2 separate regions of the Mus musculus genome follow, and region 2 is linked to region 1. The links are chromatin loops, found by intact Hi-C in ENCODE. Cell type or tissue: gastrocnemius. All regions are shown on one strand. Links, peaks and the distances in the headings refer to the core of each region. The heading gives the core; the rest is flanking DNA.

Region 1 (5,372 bases), core at 288-5,287:
CTAGAAGTTTGAGACCAGCTTGGTTAGAGACATCTGGTTACAAAGCAACAACAGTAGCTGGGCATTGTTTTTTTGTTTTTGTTTTTTGTTTGTTTGGTTTTTTAGAGACAGGGTTTCTCTAAAAAACTCAGAAATCCACCTGCCGAGTGCTGGTAAAGCCAATTTTAAGACAGGCAACTGACATATGAAGTTGTGTTGTTCTTGTTCAGCTGTTGGTGAGAATTTCTGGGTGTAGCTTCTGACATTCCCAGGAGACACAATGTCATAGCAAACTCCCTACCCTCTCTTTGGGAATATCTTTTTTTTTTAATTTTTTTAAGATTTATTTATTTATTATATGTAAGTACACTGTAGCTGTCTTCAGCCACTCCAGAAGAGGGAGTGGCTGATCTTGTTACAGATGGTTGTGAACCACCATGTGGTTGCTGGGATTTGAACTCTGGACCTTCGGAAGAGCAGTCGGGTGCTCTTACCCACTGAGCCATCTCACCAGGCCCGATGTGAATATCTATCTATCTTGTAGATATATCCAGTCTGGGCTTCTTAACTCTTTTTTTTTTTTTTTTTTTTAAAGATTTATTGGTTATATGTTAGTACACTGTAGCTGTCTGTCTTCAGACACTCCAGAAGAGGGAGTCAGATCTCATTACGGATGGTTGTGAGCCACCATGTGGTTGCTGGGATTTGAACTCGGGACCTTTGGAAGAGCAGCCGGGTGCTCTTACCCACTGAGCCATCTCACCAGCCCAGCTTCCTAACTCTTAATTTTGATTGATTGTGGTGTTCTGTTATCATCTCTATTTCAAAGAGTTTCCTTGCCGGGTATGGTGGCGCATGCCTTTAATCCCAACACTCGGGAGGCAGAGGCGGGTGGATTTCTGAGTTCGAGGCCAGCCTGGTCTACAGAGCGAGTTCCAGGCAGCCAGGACTACACAGAGAAACCCTGTCTCGAAAAAACAAAAACAAAAACAAAAACAACAACAACAAAAGAAGAGTTAAAAAGAGTTTCCTTGGGGGCTGGTGAGATGGCTCAGCAGGTAAGAGCACCCGACTGCTCTTCCAAAGGTCCTTAGTTCAAATCCCAGCAACCACATGGTGGCTCACAACCATCTGTAACAAGATCTGATTCCCTCTTCTGGTGTGTCTGAAGACAGCTACAGTGTACTTACATATAATAAATAAATAAATCTTTAAAAAAAAAAAAGAGTTTCCTTGATTTGGGGTGAGGACTACACTCTGGGTGATAGGATAGGTATTTTATTGGTGTTAGGAACTAAACTGGTTTAGTAAAGTGGCCTGTAGAGGAATTTTAATTCAGCACATGGCTACTCTGACAAGAGATTGCCTAGAGTACCTTCTAGGTCTGTGTGGTCCAGCTGTAATACAGACACACCTTTAATCCTAGGAGACAGACGCAAGCAGATCTCTGAGTTCAAGGACATCCACATATAGAGCAAGTTGAGGTAAAGAAAAACTTAGGTCCATTAAGGAAAAGCTTTAAGCCCAGAACTCAGGAGGCAGAAGCATTCTGATCTCAGAATTCTAGTTCAGTTCCATTCAATCAGTTCATGGAATTCAGAGGCAGTTTTACCAGGAGAGTTTTACATAGTCAGGTTGAAGAGAGAACAAGATAGACCCTGGTAAAGACAACCAAAATAGATAATGAGAAGAAGCCAGAAGATTAGAATAGATTGCCAGGGTTAGTTTAAAGCCTATCAGAGCAATTCACAAAGAAGTAGAAAGAAATCAGTCAACTAGGAGAGAAGTTTTAAGCCAGCCAGCCAGCCAAGTTGAACCAGGTAGCCAGAGTTCAGAAAGAACTAGAAAGGGAACACTTATTCAACAGTAAGTCTCAGAGGCTGAAATCATGCTAGGCCTAGATAAGATTGTACAGAGGCTAAAAGTTTTCAGGACCAGGCCTAGGTTAGCAGATCGAGGCAGTATGTCTCAGAGATGACAAGTATATCAGGTGAATAAAAGATACTTAGGTTTACAGTGGTGGTTGTAGGTTCACGTCCTTTCACATAGTATCAGCAAGACCTCTTAGAGAGAGAGAGAAAGACAGAGAGACAGAGAGGGAGAAGAGGAGGAGGAGGAGGAAGAGAAAGAGGGGAGGAGAGAGAGAAGAAAAGAGGAGGGGGAGGAGGAAGAGGGGAGGAGAGGAGAGAGAGAGGCAAAGGAAGGAAAGAAAGAATGTAGAATCAAAGTTGCTTTGCCATGCTGATTTTAGTCGAGCACATGACTCAACTATTCAAGCCTGGTGTTCTTCAGGCAAGTCTGTTTCCTCAAGACTTATTTACTTTGTGTGGTGTTGGCAACTGAACTTTGGACTTAACTCTGCTCCACACTGGTTCGTCCTGCAATTCTTTCCCAAGTCAAAAAAGCCAAAGACTCTTTGGAGTCTAGCCCTAAAAGATCAAGGGAGCACCTCTCACACTAGTGTGGTTGACACCACAGAGCAGTGTCTTCATCCCTACCACAAATGTATATTTATTTATTATGTGCCCAAACTCTCTATTATTTAGCTTTTAAGTGAATTTTTTTTTTTTTAAAGATTTATTTATTATTATATGTAAGTACACTGTAGCTGTCTTCAGACACTCCAGAAGAGGGCGCCAGATCTTGTTACGGATGGTTATGAGCCACCATGTGGTTGCTGGGATTTGAACTCTGGACCTTCGGAAGAGCAGTCGGGTGCTCTTACCCACTGAGCCATCTCACCAGCCCCAAGTGAATTTTATTCTATGAATTATGTCGGAATGTAAGTATTTCTATAAGCTAGCATTCTGGGTTTGTTTGCTTTCTGTTGGAAGAATACTTGCATAAACGTTAAGGATCTGTTTTTCAGATTCACCCAAAACTCCTTAGAATTCAAAGCTTTTCAGTATATTGAAGAGGCAGTCAAGTGTAAACACACAGCCCTCAGAGAAGGGGATTTCATAACTTTTGATTTTTAATCTCCATTATGACAGTTCTTAGATCAGAGAGCAACTTTCCTTGTGTGCTCCAGGGATCTAACTTACATCGTTGTTTGTCTACTAGCACCTTCGTCTGCAGGGCTATCTCTCAGTCCCTGGCTTCGTTTTTTTTAAAAGCTCCACCTCGCTGAGCAGTTTTTCTCCAACTTTACTTGTTTTATAACAAGTTGTCCAAGTGCTTACGAGTTTGCCAAAACCAATGTTTTTGCTCATGGCCACCAGAACAGCCCCCCCCCCCCCATGCAGCGGGCTGACTGGAGCTTCCTATCCCTAAGGGTGGGTGGGTGGGGGACCCAAAACAAAACAAAAAGAGAAAGAAAGAAAAGGAAGTTGTGCAAATGACTTTGGAAAGAATCATTTCCTTTTTTCATAAGCTGAATCGAGAAGTGCGCTGAAGTCGCCGGCAGGGTTCTCCTCCGCTACAGGCTGGGACTCCACGTGAGCAAAGAGAACGCGGAGAAAGTCGGCTTCATTTTCTGACTTGTCTTCCAGGCAACTCGCTTGCCCACAATAAAAATGGATTCTCCTAGCCCGCAACTCGCTTTTAAACCAGGCCCAACAACCATTTTTATTAAGGGCAAGAGAGCAAGCCGGAGAGTCGACAGGCAGGCACTCCTGTCACTGAGACGCCAGACGCTTTAAATCACCGAGGGTCCAATCGGAATCAAGAGTCCTCACCGGACCCGCCTTACCTCACGGCCGGAAAAGGCCGTGCGTCAGCGCGTTGGGCGGAAGTGGCGGGAGGGCGGTGGTGGGTAGTTGGCGGGTGGTTGACTGGAGCAGGCCGCCATGTCCGCAGGGAGCGCGACACATCCTGCCGCTGGCGGGTAAGGGCTTCGCGGGCCAGGCTGGGGGCAGCGAGCACGGGCCCGGGGCAGGGAGACCGGCGAGGCTGCGTGTGGGCCGGACGGGCCGTCTAGTAGGACGCGTCCGGATGCCGAGGCCGGGGTTCTGGAGAGAATGTTGAGCTGGCCTCGGGCGCCCGGAAAGAGGCCGGCCGCGGTGCGAGAGGGAAGGGAGGGAACTCGGAGCCTTTTAGAAGGACGAGCCAAGGAGAAGGCGAACGCAGAGCGTTCCCGGCCGAGCCGAGTCTCCGGATGGAAGTGACTGGAAAGGAAATGTTTCGTAAGGGGATCGGAATAAGGGGAGTGGGACTGAGCTTTAGATAGGAATCTCGGGCACGTCTCGGGACCATGGCAGGCGACGCGGGATGGAGTGTACGAAGGGGGAGACTACACAAAGGAAGGCCGTGGGCCTCAGGATTTCCCTTTTCCTACCTGTAGGCGCCGCAGCAAATGGGATCAGCCAGCGCCAGCTCCGCTTCTCTTCCTGCCGCCAACGGCCCCAGGTGGAGAAGTCGCTGGCAGCGGGGCGAGCCCCGGGGGCGCCACCACCGCCGCCGCTCCTTCAGGAGCCTTGGATGCCGCCGCTGCCGTGGCTGCCAAGATCAATGCTATGCTCATGGCCAAAGGGAAGCTGAAACCATCTCAGAATGCGGCCGAGAAGGTATTGCGAGCGCTAGACGCTCTGCGCTTCGGGATTTTCTTTTTCCTCCCCTTTCTTCACCTTTCAGTTGCTTGGTCATTGGGGTTAATGAAGATGAAACCGGTTAGAGTGAAGATCACGTTTGGGAGTATTTAGATGATACCTTGTTAAATTGTTCCTGCAAGGCAATGAATGGGCTTTGGTTTTTTTGTTTCAGGCAGAGACTCTGTATATTTAGACCAGGCTGGCCTGCTTGCAGAGATGCCTCTTGCCTCTGACCCCCCAAGTGCTGTGCCCCATCATTGCATCCTGAAGTCAGGCAGTTTTAATTGATGTAGTTCCCTTGTTTTGTTTTTCGAGACAAGTCCACGTAGTCTTGGCTGTCCTGGAACCGTGGTTTAGCCTCGAACTAATGGGGAGATATCCGTCTCTGCCATCTACGTAGGATAAGGACATGCGCAGCCACCACCTGGCTGGTCTTGTTACTTTTATGGACTAGTTTTTGTGCTTAGAAACTTAAACTCAGTTTTTTTTTATGGATATTTGAGGCAATATGTTTTTGATCCATGAAGTTCTGGTATATCAAGTCAGTGTTTTAAAAATACTCATTTGTATGTATGTCTCTCAAGTGTCATAGGATTTGGGGCTTGGCAATGTGAGGGATTGAACTAAGGTCATCTTGCTTGGCAGTAAGTACCTTTATGCTCTGAGCATCTTGTTGACCCTCAGTGAGTGTGTTGGTATGACACACACAGTGTTTGTCATCAGGAAATGACATAGCCGTGGTGAATGTGGGAGGTCGGAGGATAGCCTTGGTATCAGTCTTCACCTTCCACCTTGTTTGAGTCCCGAGTCCGGGTCTCTGTTTGCCGCTGTGTTTATATTAGGCCAGGGATTCCTCATCACTGT
Region 2 (5,372 bases), core at 66-5,065, 390 kb before region 1:
TTCTAAAATTGTTAACTATATTACTTTTGACAAAAAGCCAAATCAGAAGGAAAACCTGATTTTGAGAAGCTGGTGAGCTCTTCCCAGACATATGTTCTTCTTCTTTTTTTTTTTTTTTGGTTTTTCGAGACAGGGTTTCTCTGTATAGCCCTGGCTGTCCTGGACCTCACTCTGTAGATCAGGCTGGCCTCAAACTCAGAAATCCGCCTGCCTCTGCCTTCCAAGTGCTGGGATTAAAGGTGTGTGCCACCATGCCTGGTTCAGACAACTGTTCTTATCTACTGAGTAATTGTCCTCTGGGAAATTATTCTTTCCCCGACCCCAGTTGGACTGCAGAGACAGCACTCAGGCTTCTCACCACTACAAATAAGCAGGGCGTGACCCAGGACAGGCCAATGCTGACATCTTACCCTCTGCAACTGTGCTGGCCCGCTGGGGAAGCACATGGACAGTAGGGTGAGCCAGTCAAGTCGCAGGATCAGCAAACCAACAATGATGTGTGTCAAAGCTTTCTTCGCTAAACACAGTAGCATGCCTACCTACAATCCTAACACTTGGGAAGCCGACTGCACTAGAGGATCTGCAAGGTCCAGGCTAACCTGGGCTACAGATCAAGACTGTCTCAATAAACAACCAAAGGCAAAACCCACAAAGACAAAACTAACTTCCTTTGGTTGGCTGTGCTGGGAGGGACATAAAGTTGAGCCCAATGGGAGCTACTGAATTTGGCCAGCATATCATAAAAACTGGGGACAAGCAAGACGAGGACAGATAGACAGATGGACAGATTCCAACAGTCAGAACTCTCAGTTCCAGCCCAGATGCTCTGGACTCCACAGCCCTTAGCTCTCTGAACCAGCTGCACAAGCCCCTAAGTTCCCATGTGTACTCAAGACAGTGTGCGGTGGGACTCTGTCAGCTCATCATAATCACATTTTAGATGAACTAACAGGTTCTAAGGTGAAAGTAGGAGATCAAACCAGAGAACAAGAAGTGGCCTAAGTTTGGGTGGCAGGTTCAGCCTCAGAAAGGGAATAGAAAGCTACAAAAATAAAAGCTGGACAGTGGTGGCGCAGCCTTCAATTCCAGCACTTGGAGGCAGAGGCAGGCAGATCTTTGTGAGTTCAAGGCCAGTCTTGTCTACATAGTGAGTTCCAGGACAGCCAGGGCTACACAGATATGTCCTTGTGAGGAGCGGGTGTGGCAGCAGTCCCAAGAAGGTGCCAGGGACTGCAGCTAAGTCTTATGACTTGCACCTGACTTCCTCATACACCTGAAAATAAGCCACAACCATCGTGAGAGCTGCGCAGCTGCACCAGGATACTGGCGAATCCATTTTGGTGGAGACATGCCCCTGCTGCCCTGATTAGCTGAAGCTGCGTGCCTGGTGAGGTGACGTGGCCTGCTGTGAGTGGATGAGGGCTGAGAGTATATAAGAGTGAGAGGCCTGGGTTAGAGAGAGAGATAAAGAGAGAGAAAAAGTTGAAGCGAGAGAGATGAAGACGGAAGTTTGCTGAATAAACTGCTGTTAGAAGGACTGGTGGTCGTGTTGTTCTTGCTGGTCGAGAGCGGACGAGACAAATCCTGTCTTGTACATTCTGTCCCCGCCCCTTATGCCCCCCCAAAAAAAGTGAAAGAAAAAAGTTAGCTTCCTATTGCAGAGAGAGAGAGAGAGAGAGAGAGAGAGAGAGAGAGAGAGAGAGAGAGAGAGAGAGAGAGAGAGAGTTTGGCCCGTGAGTAACTGCTCTGGCACCTGAAGGATGAAAAGAAGCGACGGAGCTGACAGAAGAGCAATGAACGGCAAGTGGAAAAGCTGGGACCATGAAACAGTGTAACCAAAAAAGACAAGAGAGATGGAGGTAGGGGCCCGATGCAGCTCACTGGTCATGATGCACCATGACATGGGCTTGGTCCCCAGAACACACATGTAAAGTGGTATATGCATGTAATGCCAGAATTTGGGAGGTGGAAGCAGGAAGATCAGAGTTCCTTGAGTCCTTGGCTACATTGTGAGTTCAAGGCTATGAGGCTGTGGAAGGAAGAGGAAGAGAAAGCAACCTCGGCTCAGCATGATCAGGAAAGGGACTAGCAAAGCCAGTGCTACAGAATGAGACCCTCTCTGGAAAGAAAAAATGGGGGGGGGGGGGAGGCTGGCAAGATGTCTCAGGGGGTAAATGCAACTGCAGCCAAGTCTGAGGACTTGAGTTCAATTCCCAAGCCCACCTGATAGAAGAGAACCAGCTCCAGCAAGCGGGCGCGCGCGCGCGCACACACACACACACACACACACACACACCGTGCACCTCCTCACTAGCTCTGGAGTATGCACAACAAATAAATAATATTTTTTAAAAGATCAAGTAAGGATGGGGCTAGGGGTTTAGTTCAGTGGTAGAGCATTTATCTAACTTGTGTAAGACCCTGGGTTTGATCCCCAGCACTGAGAGGGGAAAAGACAGAAAAGTTCATTCATTCATTTATACAGGTAAAAGATACCCAAGTGCCTATGTGACAATGGAACTGGGGAAAATGTCTTGAGGAATTACCTCAGACAGGGTCAAATGATAAAGAAGAGTCTTTTGATATAAAACAAGGCTGGGGTGGGGGTGGCTGGAGACATGACTCAGAGGTTAAATGCACTGACTAGTCTTCCAGAGTTCAATTCCCAACCACCACACGGTGGCTCATAACCATCTATAATGAGATCTGGTGCCCCCTTCTGGCCTGCAGACATTCATGCATGCAGAGTCCTGTATGCATAATAAATAAATAAATCTGCCGGGCACTGGTGGCGCACGCCTTTAATCCCAGCAGTTGGGAGGCAGAGGCAGATGGATTTCTGAGTTTGAGGCCAGCCTGGTCTACAGAGTGTGTACCAGGACAGCCAGGGAAACCCTGTCTCAATGCAACCCCCACCCCCAATAAATAAATAAATCTAAAAACAAAAACAAACAAAAAAAAAAACCAATAAAACAAGCCTGGGGACAGAGGTGTGACAAGTGTAGCAGGAACTTTTCCCACTTTGAGACAGGGTCTCATGTAGCTTTGGCCCTCCTGTCTCCACTTCCCAAGTGCTGGGATTACAGGTGTGTACCGCACCCCTGCCAAGTAAGATGCTTTATTGTAGTCTGTCTTCAGAGATCACAGAAGAAATGGCCTGTAATGTCCATTTCACACATGCATGTGAGGCTGCGCACTGTCTACACGTCACTGATCTTATAAAGTGGAGGTCTGTTCTCTGATCCCTGTCAGCTGCTCTTTTTGTTTGTTTCTCAAGACAGGGTTTCTCTGTTGTACTCCTGGTGGTCCTCGAACTTACTCTGTACATCAGGCTGGCCTCAAACTCACCTCTGTCTCCCAACACCTGGGATTAAAGGCATGGGCATCACTGCCTGGGCCCTCTCTCTCTTTTACTACTATTATTATTATTTTATATTTGAGTGTTTTGCCTGCGTGTATATATCTGTACTACATCATGCCTGGTGCCTTTAGAGGCCAGAAGGAAGCACTGGACTCTTCTGGAAGTGCAGTTACAGTCCACTTTGGGCTGTCATGTGGGTGCTGGGAAGTGAATGACAGCTCTGGAAGAGCTGTCAGTGCTCTTAACTCTTTTTGTTTTTTTTGTTTTTTTTTGTTTGTTTGTTTGTTTTTTTTGTTTTTCGAGACAGGGTTTCTCTGTATAGCCCTGGCTGTCCTGGAACTCACTTTGTAGACCAGGCTGGCCTCGAACTCAGAAATCCGCCTGCCTCTGCCTCCCAAGTGCTGGGATTAAAGGCGTGCGCCACCACGCCCGGCTAAAATATCATAGTTAACTTTTTTTTTTTTTAAGATTTTTAAGATTTTTATTTATTTATATGTAAGTACACTTCAGACACTCCAGAGGGAGTCAGATTTCGTTACAGATGGTTGTGAGCCACCATGTGGTTGCTGGGATTTGAACTCCGGACCTTTGGAAGAGCAGTCGGGTGCTCTTACCCATTGAGCCATCTCACCAGCCCTTGCTCTTAACTCTTGAGCCAGCTCTCTGACACAGGGTCTAGAGAGGCAGTCCTGGCTGGCCTGACCTCACGTCAGCCTGGTATCCCAGGCTGTCTTTGATTCTATGACTATCCTCTTGCCTCTGCTTCTTAAGTGCTGGTACTACACGTATGAAACTACACACATACATATTTTTTTTAGACAGGGTCTGTGTAACTCAGGCTGCTCTGGAATTTGCAGCAATATTCAGACTCTGAGGCCTAGGTTTACAGGTGAAGATCACCATGTTCAGCTTCTGATACATGTGTATGTATCATACATACGTACACATACATGTTTCTTCTGTGTGTGCTTGTGTATGTGCATGTATGTGGAAACCAGAGGTCTACATCAGGTATCTTCCTCAATTGCTCTCCATTTATTTAGTTTCATGTGTATGGTGCTCTCCGAGACCAGAAGAGGGTATCAGCATTCAGAGCCTCTGAAACTGGAGTTATAGAAAGCTGTGAGCTGCCATGTAGGGGTGCTAGGAATTGAACCTGTGTCCTCTGGAAGAGTAGCCAGTGCTCTTAACCATCTCTCCTGTCCCTTCCACTTTATTTTTTTCTTTTTTGTTTTATTGGAGGGGTTGGTTCAGGTTTTCTCTGTAGCCCCTGATGTTCTGGAACTCACCACACCCAGCCTTGCTTTATTTTGCTGAGTAAGGGTCTCTCACCAAACCTGGAACTTATCATTTCAGCTAGACTGTCTCATCAATAGCCATCAGGGATCTACCTGTTTACTCTATGTCCCTGCCTCCATAAGTACTGGGATACAGACATATGCCACCATATCTGGCTTTTTTTTTTTTGTTTGTTTGGTTTTTTTTGTTTTTCGAGACAGGGTTTCTCTGTATAGCCCTGGCTGTCCTGGAACTCACTCTGTAGACCAGGCTGGCCTCGAACTCAGAAATCTGCCTGCCTCTGTCTCCTGAGTGCTGAGATTAAAGGCATGCGCCACCACGCCCGGCTCATATCTGGCCTTTTATATGATTTAGAGGAGCCACACTCAGATCCTCAGGTATGCATAGCAAGGACTTTACCCACCGAGCCACCTCTGCAGTGCCCCGACATATCCTTTTCAATGGTCCTAGGTAGCCAGTATTAGCAGCATTGTACTTGAGGAATCCCATGTTAATAAAATTTGGTCAGGATTCCACAACTGGCACATGGCAGTTGCATGGAATTAAGCCAGGGTCTCTAGGCAGCAAAGCTGTGATCTACTTAGTGACACTTTACAAGTGCTATAAAAATAACTCATCAAAGTCAGGTAGGTAGTACATGCCTGTCAACTCAGCAGCTGGGAAGGCTGTAGCAGGACTGTTTCGAGTTTGAGGACATGCTGGTCTATATAAC

The links. Hi-C counts contacts between places; a loop is a spot of excess contacts. Peaks named below come from ENCODE experiments on the same cell type or tissue, not always from the same donor. Only the 100,000 strongest peaks of a DNase experiment are listed, where the experiment ranks them.
Region 2: it touches region 1 in a loop (2.8-fold over the local background); 2 of 42 quality-filtered maps call a loop at or near these places.

The regions. Positions count from the first base shown.
Region 1 is chr3:88,682,083-88,687,454 of GRCm38, forward strand. Khdc4 (KH domain containing 4, pre-mRNA splicing factor) reads left to right here and starts at 3,705. Exons shown (of 14, transcript NM_028814.4): 1 at 3,705-3,805; 2 at 4,262-4,484. The coding sequence starts at 3,768. In gastrocnemius, for the core only: CTCF peaks have their summits at 2,573 (motif pointing right) and 2,775; DNase peaks (open chromatin) are centred at 3,689, 4,277 and 4,798; H3K4me3 peaks cover 2,612 bases; H3K27ac peaks cover 2,973 bases.
Region 2 is chr3:88,289,458-88,294,829 of GRCm38, forward strand. All of the region lies in intron 2 of Tsacc (TSSK6 activating co-chaperone), which reads right to left. Among named protein-coding and RNA genes, the nearest start is that of Tsacc, 4.9 kb to the right of the region's middle. In gastrocnemius, for the core only: a CTCF peak has its summit at 2,723 (motif pointing left); a DNase peak (open chromatin) is centred at 2,705.